2 separate regions of the Mus musculus genome follow, and region 2 is linked to region 1. Evidence: chromatin loops called from intact Hi-C (ENCODE). Cell type or tissue: heart. All regions are shown on one strand.

Region 1 (2,500 bases):
ATTCACCGATGGGATTCTGTTTCACTAGCCACGGAAGTGCTCTTAGAAGGTGCCTTGGGAGATACAAGGAGACATGTTCTTGGACCTGTGAGCGTGCATCAGGAGGCCTGTTTTCGGTGAAAGCACGTTATCAGATGCCCAGTGGGCTTACTTTACAGCCCATTGCACTGCAGTATAGAGTTAAAGGGAATATTCAGTTCCAGTTCCTAGACTTACTATGATCTTTTTTAAAAATAAGATTTATTCATTCATTTATTGCTTTTGCTTGCTTGCTTGTTTGTTTGTGACACAGTCTCACTCTGCAGCTCTGGGTGGCCCAGAACTCACTTTGTAGACCAGGTTGACCTCAACTTCACAGAGATCCGCCTGCCTCTGCCTCCTGAATGCTGGGATTAAAGGCGCGTGCCACTAACTACTCCCAGCTAAGATGTATTTTATTTTTAAGTAAGTGTGTGTGTGTTTAGGGACATGCGCACACGAGTAGGGGTTCCTGAGGCCAGAAGAGGGTGACTCCCCTAGAACTGGAGTTTTAAGCAGTTGTGAGCAGCTGCCTGATGCTGGTGCTGAGAACTAACCTTGGAGCCTCGGAAAGAGCAGTATGTGCTCCTAACCCATTGAGCCATCTCTGCAGCCACCCCCTAGCTAACAACTAGATGAATTCAAAGAGAATCTCTCCTCAGTATGTCAGGTTTCCATCAATGATGAATCGGTTAGGGTCCTTGTAGGAAAGCAGGGTTTCCTACAGAGGTCATTCATTTTCTGGGCATCTCTGTGGCCTCTGGGGAGTGGCTGAGGCTGGCCAGGCACAGAGAGCACCAGTTGGAAGTGTTTCTTCATCAGGCAAATAAATGCTCTTAGCTGGTGATAGACATGAAGGGACCTTCCCCAGGTGCTGGAGGCTGGAGAGTTTGCTTAAACACTGGACACAAGTGGCCACTTCCTGTCCTTTCTGTCCTTCATGGCAGGTGCCGTTAAGCTGCAGCTGACAGCTGTAGGAGCTGAGGCCAGAGAAGTCTGAGTTTGCTCGGGGCCGTGCTGGCTTGGTCGCCAGCAAATGAGTGGGGCCAGCTTATCAGAGTCCTTCCTTCCCAAATCCTGTGTTAGAAGTGCTTTTCCCTGTCTGGAACATGCTGGGTTGCAGTGGCAGTGCCGTGAGCTGGAATTCTAAGGGATTGGAATTCGGGGACAAATTGGAGCTTGTTTCTGGTCTCTTGTCCCTTTTCCGTGGAAGACAGGGGCTCTGTTCAGAATGAGCAGATACAAGCCCAAACTTTCTTTTAGTTTGATCGTGCCTGTGCAGCCAGGGTGAAGGAGGGGCGTGGCACATTGCCATGGGTACCGTATTTGAGCAACCTCTGCACTTTATCTAGCAGCTGGCTTCTGATGAATTAAGACTCTCACGAGAAAGCAAGAAGAACTTTCTCAGCAGAAGACACCTCTAGGAATCTGCCAGAGTGTGCTATTTTGCCTTACACAGACGCTTTAGTTGAGTCGTGCTTGTTAGAGGCCAAGCCTATATTGCCTTGGGAGAACTCAGGGCTCTGAATTATAGGCCGGCTTATTTTAAAATGTGGTGACCTGTGTGAACCACAAAATGTACTAGTTTAGGGCCAAGTTCTAATCCCACATATTTTAATTCCAGCATTCAAGAGGCGGGGGTGGGGGTGGGGGTGGGGGTTGGATCTCTGTGAGTCTGAGATCAGCTTGGTCTACACAGCAAGTTCTAGGTCAGCCAGGGCTATGTAGTGAGACCCTGTCTCAAACAAAACAACACAAAATGTACTCATTTAACTTTTTAATTTGCATGCATGTTTGTGTTCAGTGAGTCTACATGCACCTGCACCTACACACATGTGTGTGCACATGTGGGCTAGAAGTTGATGTTGGGTATCTTTGTTAGTCACTATGTACCGTATTTTTTAAGAGGATTCCAGCTGTGACCAAAGATTTGCTGATTTCACTAGGCTGCCTAGCCACAAACCCCCAGAATCCTCCCACTTACTGCCCCAGAGCTGGAATTACAGACACACACCATCTGCCCAGGGTCTTACCTGGGTGTAGGGATTGACTTGAACTCAGCTCCTCCTGCTTCTGACGCTAGTACTTTACTGACTGAGCCATCCCCGTTCTTTCACCCACCCAGCTCTATTTTAACTGTTCAATACAATACTGTCTTATACCTTTAATCCCAGTACTCAGGATGCAGAGGCAGGTGGATCTCAGAGTTTGGGACTAGCCTGGTCTATAAGATAGCCAAGGCTTCACAAAGAAACCCTGTCTCGGAAAAACAAAAACAAACCAAAACAACAAAAAATGACAATGTAATATTATCAAATACAGTCAAAATATTGCAACACTATCACCAGCATCAGCTTCCAGAACTTTCCCATCACCCCGAACAGAAACACCTGTTAGACAGCATCCCCTCCCAACCCAGCCTGTTTTACTTGACATGGAACTGTCGCAGGTCCACTTCTCCATCCCCGCGCACTCAAGGGTG
Region 2 (2,500 bases), 93 kb after region 1:
GCTGTATACCTTGCTATCCCTACAGCAGCTTCATGCATCTCATGCTTTCCATATCTCTTGATTGTACCAGGAGCCCATGTCTCATAGGTGACCTGTGCCTTGTAGGTTGTATAAGTGCACCCCGTGATGTTTGCAGAGTGACGAAATCACCTAATGACTGGTCTCGGAATGATCCCAATCCCTGTCGTTAGGTGACCCGTGATGGCGCATCATTTGGGACAGTGACTGACAGGCCAGAAGAAGCTCAGAGTTGAGACCGCAGTGATTCCTGCGGACCCTAGCACAGCTCTCGTTGACGAGGAAAGCAAATGGAAGACCATCTGTGTTCTGATTGATTTAGAGGAGACAGTATGAAATTGGATTCTTTTCACCAGTGAATACAAAAGCATATAATTAAAACCTCCTCCTCCTTTTGGGCACTCAGGAATGGCCGCATAAAGCAGAGAATGAAATCCAGCAATGGCACTGCATGAATGAAGACAACAGTGTCCTTTTGACTGGGAGCAGAGCTGAGTGAACTTCTACTGCCTCTGCTCTTGAAACATGGTCATGTGTGGCTTTGTCTAAACAGGGCATCATATTTGTGGTGTGTTTTCCATTGTTTTAAAAGGGCTATAGAACCTTGTAATAACTGCTGGGTCTGTTTAGTAAGCTCATTGGTATGCAAAGACATTACATTCTGAACTAGGAAACTAACTTTCTTTTCTTTTTCTTTTCTTCTTTTTCTTTTTGTCTAAGAAATTGGTTTTCTCTCTCAGACAGCGATGGTATACATTTATGGCACTCCTACTGACTTGGACCAGTATGGGATCCCTACATTTAATCCCACACTTCCTCACTGCCGTCCTGCTGGGTCAGTTCCTTCGAGTCACCAAAAGTCCATGCCTATTCGAGGCAACACTTTTCCCTACTTCTTTCAACACCTACCATTACAAGTTCACTCGTCTTCATTTTTAAGTTAACTTTCATGTGTTGCACATTATCTAAACACTGCATATATCTGTAAGGAGCCTTGCTCGGGTCACTGAAACTCCTTGCCTTCTTCAACACGCAAGCTTCACACTACAGTACCAGGTCCTGGTCACAGCAAAGGAGATACTTGCACAGCTGAAGAGAGCAGATACGTCTCTGAGTCTTAATAGTTCTCAGAGTAGCAGTGCCAGCTGGACTGTGGCTCTCCTTTCAGCATAGGTGCCCAACACCATGCAGATCCCCCACATCATATGAGTCCTTAGAGCCTTTTGTGTGCCATGAAACCCTCTAAATTATATTGGCTCAGCCAGGCTCCTGTTCACCCATCCTCTCTCTGGTTCCTGGGTCTTCATCAGGATCCACTCTCCCCTGGCCCTTGGCCAGCCCCTCCTTGCATCTGGTCCTCTGTGTTTCTTTCCTGGCTGGTCTCCCAGCATAGAGTTTATTCCCTGTCTTCCACCCTGGAAGGACTCAAAGACAGATCTCAAAACTGTAGCAGCTCCCCCTACAGGATAGAGGAGGGAATTCTTAGGGTCCTAGAGCCCTCTCAAGAGGAACCCAGACACACACATTGCTGTGCTCGCTCTATAGTGCGTATATGTTGGGGTGAAGGAACAGAGGCGTGCAGTGTTCACCTCAGATCCTACCCCGAAAAATGCTGTAAGTTTGAGCTTCTGCTGTCATCAGCAAGCAAGAGAACTGACAAGTGCATCTCATGCAACTTTGTTGAGTATTGTCAGAACTGGAAAACACACACACACACACACACACACACACACACACACACGCCTGTGTGCACCCCCCCCCCCCCCAGTCTACATCGAATGTCTCCTTCAGTTGCTCTCCACCTTATTTTCTGAGATAGAATCTCTCATTGAAATTGAATCTCTTTTTGATTCCACTAGACTGGCTGGGGAACAAGCCCTAGAAATCTTCCCATCTCCAGTGTCCTCAGTGCAGGGAAAACAGACCCATACTACCACATCTAGCTTTTATTTGTGCACTGGAGACCAAACAGAGGTCTTCATGCCTGTACAGTAAGCACTCAGGTTTGGACAACAAGCACTTTGCCGTCTGAGTCATCTTCCCAGTCCCTCACTTTTTGTCATCGTTAGGATTTCCATTGTTGTGAAGACCATGACGCAAACTTGGGAAAGGAAGGATTTATTTAGCTTATACGACTACATTTCAGTCCATCAGCTAAGGAAGTTAAAAGAGGAACTCAGTCACAGAGGGGGCGTCTGGACACAGGAGCTGATGAAGAGGCCATGGATAGATGCTGCTTACTGTCTTGCTCCTCACAGCTTGCTCAGCCTGCTTTCTTACAGAACCCAGGAACACCAGCCCAGGGGTTGCTCCACCCATTGAGAGCTGTGCTATCTCCCATCAATCAGAAATCAAGAAAATGTTCATTTGACTTGCCTACAGGCTGACCTTAGGGGACCATTTTCTCAATTAAGACATCCTCTTCCTAGATATGACTAGGTTCAGTCAAGTTGACAAAAGCCAACCAGCAATTTCTTCATTG

Evidence for each region. A loop is a pair of places that touch in the nucleus more often than their neighbours do. Peaks named below come from ENCODE experiments on the same cell type or tissue, not always from the same donor. Only the 100,000 strongest peaks of a DNase experiment are listed, where the experiment ranks them.
Region 2: a loop joins it to region 1, with 2.3 times the contacts of the local background. A loop is called at or near these places in 1 of 42 quality-filtered maps.

The regions. Positions count from the first base shown.
Region 1 is chr13:98,688,570-98,691,069 of GRCm38, reverse strand. The region is part of intron 2 of Tmem171 (transmembrane protein 171); the gene reads left to right. Among named protein-coding and RNA genes, the nearest start is that of Tmem171, 5.0 kb to the left of the region's middle. In heart, no CTCF peak of the experiment used is centred here; a DNase peak (open chromatin) is centred at 999; H3K4me3 peaks cover 860 bases; H3K27ac peaks cover 1,209 bases.
Region 2 is chr13:98,595,875-98,598,374 of GRCm38, reverse strand. No RefSeq gene overlaps it. Among named protein-coding and RNA genes, the nearest start is that of Gm41033, 23 kb to the right of the region's middle. In heart, a CTCF peak has its summit at 1,481 (motif pointing left); a DNase peak (open chromatin) is centred at 1,394.